Regions from separate parts of the Homo sapiens genome. Here region 1 is linked to region 2. The links are chromatin contacts, found by Hi-C in ENCODE. All regions are on one chromosome and are shown on one strand. The core of a region is the stretch at or near the end of the contact, and the rest is flanking DNA. Distances in the headings are between cores, read along the strand shown. Region 1 overlaps NOD2 (nucleotide binding oligomerization domain containing 2). Region 2 overlaps TENT4B (terminal nucleotidyltransferase 4B).

Region 1 (2,735 bases), core at 163-2,662, 500 kb after region 2:
TCTGAGGAGAGATTGTATTCAAATATTCAATCCATGAGACTTGATGAAATCACTTCTCTTCCAAATGATTTACAGCCTGCAGAATCATTTTCCCTATCTTTGTAGGTTTATGTCTTCATTTTGTTTCATTTATTTTTCAGTTATTCACTGTTTTAGTGAGTTTTGAGTAGGAGCCAGATTGGATGCATGCGTTCAATTCACCATCCAACACTGTATTAACTACTTGAAACTCATGTGGTTGTTCGGTTGTTTTTTTGACCTTTTATTCTGGATGGAAGAGAGATGCTTATGAAGTTGCAGTAATCAGTAAGCCTTCCCACATTGCTCCATCAGCCTTCCTGGAAGAATAATGTCTTCTGCCTTTCCTGTAGGCAAGAAGGCTGCTTGATCTTGCCACGGTGAAAGCGAATGGATTGGCTGCCTTCCTTCTACAACATGTTCAGGAATTACCAGTCCCATTGGCCCTGCCTTTGGAAGGTAGGTGTATGTTCTCAGTTAATCAGAAAGGGAAGGGCAGTCAGTGCAGATCCATGGTTAAGAGCAGAACACACCTCGGTTAACATCCCATATGCTGGCAGTATAGCCTCCCTATGACTCAATTTCCTTGTTTTAAGGCTAGCACCACCCCGTCTCATTGGGATTTTGGGAGCATTAAAAGGACAAAAGCGTGTAATGTTAGCTATTAGCTTTCATTATCTCCCACACAGTATACTGACAATTGGGCTACCATATATTGAGGGCTAACTAAAGGTGTTACTTACCATCCAAACTCTCATTATCTGTACCGAAAAGATATGGACACATGTTTTGAGTTAGGGCTGGTATCTCTTGATCTCTGAAATTTAGCAGCTCACAATGGGAAACTCAAGAACCAAGTGGATCTAGAGACTCTGGTATCCCTCAGTGCCCAGGGTCACCACCCAAACTCAGGAACAGGAGGGGCTTGGACCGCACCACTTGAACATACCAGGCATCCTGCCAGGTGCTTTATGGACAATGTCTACCCTTTGCAACAACCCTGAGAAGTAGGTGGTGTTTTTTTCCACCTTATAGATGTGGAAACTGGGCAGGGAGGTTAAGTGACGAGGGAGGGGAAGATGGGTCTGATTGTAAATTGTCCCCACCTACACTTTCTCTTTTCTTGGGAGAAGAAATGTCAGTTGTAAAGAGAGAGTGCAAGCCTGGCACTCTTTAGGGCTTGTTCCTACACCACTGTAGGGAAAGCTCATTGGCACTGAAGCCCCCTGAGCTGTGTGTGGTGCTGGCAGATGGGTCTATCACCCTGGGCTGTGTCCTCTGGGCAGCAAGCAAGCCTGTGGGCGGGGTGGCTGGAAGTCTGTGCCTGGCACTCGCGAGTGCACCGTCTCATTGAAGAACAGGATCTAAACATCAGTGCGCCACAGCAGGGTGCGCGGCACGGAGTGCAGGCCCTGGTTTGGCCCTTGGTTGAGGTTTGCTGTTGACATCATCAAGCACAGCTAGTCACTGTAAGACCAGGCCAGGGTGCAAGATTCCCCACACTTCTAAAGGTGACAATTGGTGTGTTTATTTCTCTATAAAATGACATTTTTTTTTTCTGGAGAATTTTAGTATCATTGGTGATGACTGGAAAACCTGCATCAGAAATCAGGTCGGAAGAGGAAGATATATATCTGATATGTACTGGAGAGGAAGATATCTATCTTATGGTCTAAGTTCAGGGATCCTGGTATATTCAGAGGGCAGAAAGCTCAGCAATAATCATCAACTCTGGGAACAGAGGTGACATAAACACAGGGCGTCCCCTTTGTGTGACTGCAGATAGTCATCAGTGAGCTCAGAGCTCTATGAAAATTACTTGCTAGTTTTTGGGTTGAAAATAGTGGGCCAGTGTTTGGTTGGGGGCAGTGAGGCTGTGATGGCGGGGGACCATGCCAAGCTCCTACCAGCCTGGGACGCTAAACCAGCACTTCCCCATTTCCTGAAAGGGGAACTAAACTCTGACACAGGAAATGGTTTGCTTGCATTACTTTCAGGATGAGAAAGGAAGAGCACTGGCCTTCCAAACACACCCCGTGCATGAAAACTCTCCCTGCATGGGGTGCATGGGGAGGATGGGGAAGTGGAGGCAGGATCACAGACTCTTGTTCGAGTGCTCAGCTGGGGCACCCCGGTGACCCCGAGGCCTTCCCTTGCTAGGTCCACCCAGATCAATCAGGATCATCTCCCCATCTCGAAGTTTAACTTTATCACATCTCAGAGTTCCTTTTGCCACGTAAGGTAACATATTCACAGGTTCTGAGAATCCGGACATGGACATCTTTGAGGGTCTATTGTTGTGCCTACTATATCCATGAATAATAATGATAATAAGCACCATTTTTTGAGAGTTTGCCATGTCAGATATTCTTTTAAACTGTATTTTATCTCGCTGCCTCCTGAAAAAATCCTTCCAGGTGTATATTGTCCCCATTTTTACAGATGAGAGAACTGAGGCCCAGAAAGGCTAAATGGCTTGCCCAAGTGTATGGTGGACCCAGGTTTTCAAACTCAGGTGTGTCTGGCTTCAGAGACTGGGCTCCTGAGCCCTTAAGCCCTTTGTTCCCCTTTAGAAAAAGTCACCTGAGGCTGAGTGGTGAAGGGATTTATCCAAAGCCACCCGGCCACTATGGCAGGACAGATATCAGAATACAGGTCTTCCGATCCCAGCCCAGAGCCCCTTCCCGTCATCTAGAACTCCTCCTGGTGTCAGTAAT
Region 2 (2,700 bases), core at 43-2,542:
GTTGAAGGTCCTGAGGTACCCAGAGGCATAGCAAGGAAAACGTCCCCACTGGGATATCTTCTGGATTCACCTACAGACCTCTCTGGAGTTTTAAGATCCACGTTTTATGACATATTGCATAGCAAACAGGCCGAACGCTGTTGTAAATCATCCTCTACGAAAGGCCCAGGTTTTGAAACTGAAGGCCTGAAAAGGCTCCTGCTTACCAGCTGTGTGCTGTACCTGACACACTGAAGCCTGAGAGTGCCAGTCACCTGTCAGAGGGAACACAGCTGCCCTCAGGCAGAACCTGAGTCTAGAACTCAAGGTTTTTGACTCTTAGGCTAAAAATAAAAAATCAGAAGGAGGAACTATGGATTGCTTAATCAGTCACATTTTCACTTTCTAAGGTTTCTTGTAGCAAAAGTTATAGTCTTTGGGGATTGGGATGTAGACACTTTTTTTTCCTTCCCTAAAACAATTTTTGGCCTGCCAGTTTTTCGAGCTTCCTGCTCTGGACCCTGAAGTTGCCATGCAGTTGCAGACATGCTCCTCCTTCAAGGCTCTGTTAAGCTGTGGCTGCCCTTCCTTACCACTGCTGTGCCCCAGGCCAAACCCCCTGCCCCTCCTTCCCCTAAGGCACTTTGCACCTGTTGCTCCGAGCCTTCTGGTCTATCCCAGTTGGTAGAGTCCCTGTGCTTACCTCTGTGGCTCAGTCCTCGTGGGTGGTCAGTGCTCTAGGGAAGGTGAGCTGACCACTTCACTTTCCCTTCCCAGCCATAGCTCTTCACAGCCTCACCAACTTAGAAAGGAATGCTGCTTTTCTCTCTGTCCCCCGTCCTGACTATGTTCAAGTCATTGCTCAGCCCAGTGAGTTTGTCCTTTCTTCCAGACCAGTAGTTTTCCCCCAGTCCCTCAGGCTTCAGCCCTTGAAGGCATCCTTAGCCCCCCACCACCATGATAGTCAGGCGCTGCGCCTATCCGCAGGGTGTGGGTATGTGTGTGTCTTTTGTTTCTGGAGCCCATTCCTTTCCTTCCACCAGCCTCTAGGCCTTCATCCAATCCTTTTGCAACTCAGTGATTCATGACTTTTCCCTGCATCCAGTCTAGTCTCTTTGCTGGTCCATTGTTTCCATAGTTGCCAGTTTAATCTTCTTAAAATGCTGCATTTTTGAAGTCAGTCTCTTTTGGTCCCTCTCAGAAACATTTAAATAGCTATCTGTTGCCACAGGGGGAAAGCTTGAACCTCTTAGCCAGTCATTCAGAGCCTGCCCTCTGCTGGGGCCTGCTTTCCTCTACAGATGCTTCTCCCACTCTGCCTGCCACAGCCCTTGTAGCTGGCTGATTGCCCTGTACCTCGCAGGCTCTGGAAGTCTTCAGCTCCTTCATGGAGCCTTTGCCAGCCATTCTTTTCAAGACTTTGCTGTTGTTCACTGCCTGATTTGTTCATTTGACACTTAATTCACTGAGCAAACATTATGAAAGATGTACTGTTTGCTACTGTGAGGAATGGATCCCCAAGAGATAAGAGGGTCAGTCCCTACTGCCAGGAAACTTGCCTGTGTCACCTGGGTTCAGTATCTTGTGTCTATTAGATCAGAAGTGGAAAGGCAGAGGCCAGCCCGTATGCTTGTTTTATTTTATTTAAATCACCAGCACCCCAGCAAGTGTTTTGCACAGGAAATTTCTCATTATTTAATTATTTTGGGTTTTTTGATTAAATTCTGTACATTCCCATTTTAGCTTATCTTGAGTTATAACATTAAAATTAAGGTAGTCATCAGCTGAATTATAAGACTTAATTAGATAAGATTATTTAAGATAGTGATTTCTCATTAGATTGGCCCTGTTCATATTAACTTTTCTGTTTTTTTCTTCAGTCTGCATGAAGAAATCAGTGATTTTTATGAATACATGTCTCCAAGACCTGAGGAGGAGAAGATGCGGATGGAGGTGGTGAACAGGATCGAGAGTGTAATTAAGGAGCTCTGGCCCAGCGCTGACGTGAGTCCCTTCCTGGGTAGCTTATGCTTCGGACAGTCCTTGTCCACGGGCTAGAAGCCTATCTGCTGGTATCTCATGCTAGTCCTCACATGCAAGTAGAAGTGCTCTGTAGAGTTGTGGTCTAATTAAATTTTAAAGGCAAACAATTTTCTGCAGTCTTTAGAATTGAGGCTTCCTAACTATTTTCATTGGATTGGATGACTAACAACTATTTTTTTTTTGTAGTGCTAATAGCAACTACTAAAGGCAAGCTATCCTTAGAAATTATTAGTGTAAAGAGAAGAAAGACAAATCAAACCTCATTGTTGTAGTGGTCTGTTATTGGATATGATATATCAAAACCTCATTACTACTTAGTTCCAGCCTGCCAGGGTAAACATTATATAATTGTTTACAGCTAAATGAAAATGTCAAGTAAGAACTTTTGTCACTTGAAGTTCATTTCCTTTGGCTAATGCACGCATAAGTCTTTTCTTATTTCTTTCCTGAAATTGCCATTTTTCATCTCTCTCAGACCAGCTAATTGCCTTTTAGACAGCTCCCAGTCAGTGAACAAAATGATTACTCAGGATTTCTTCTTGGCTTATTTGTCGTTTTTGTTACTGGTACTAAGTCTTTTGTTTTTTGTTTTTGAGATGGGGTCTCACTCTGTTGCTGAGGCTGGAGTGCAATAGTGCGATCACGACTTACTGCAGCCTCGATTTCCTGGGCTCAGGT

What was found. Hi-C counts contacts between places; a loop is a spot of excess contacts on that map. Pooled maps may share reads with other maps.
Region 1: a loop to region 2 is called in a pooled map, with 2.8 times the contacts of the local background. The contact joins two enhancer-like sites. A Hi-C loop is called at or near these places in 2 of 50 pooled maps.

The regions. Positions count from the first base shown.
Region 1 is chr16:50,707,484-50,710,218 of GRCh38, forward strand. NOD2 (nucleotide binding oligomerization domain containing 2) reads left to right here. Exons shown (of 12, transcript NM_001370466.1): 3 at 372-477. Among named protein-coding and RNA genes, the nearest start is that of NOD2, 15 kb to the left of the region's middle. RefSeq lists silencers at 1,924-2,133, 2,542-2,735. Within about 2 kb of position 1,413, at least 7 of the 41 ENCODE cell types and tissues checked have a DNase peak (open chromatin) inside an H3K27ac peak, as active enhancers do.
Region 2 is chr16:50,209,464-50,212,163 of GRCh38, forward strand. It overlaps TENT4B (terminal nucleotidyltransferase 4B), which reads left to right. Exons shown (of 12, transcript NM_001365324.3): 2 at 1,860-1,983. Among named protein-coding and RNA genes, the nearest start is that of ADCY7, 56 kb to the right of the region's middle. RefSeq lists an enhancer at 539-598 and a silencer at 1,115-1,409. Within about 2 kb of position 1,293, at least 16 of the 41 ENCODE cell types and tissues checked have a DNase peak (open chromatin) inside an H3K27ac peak, as active enhancers do.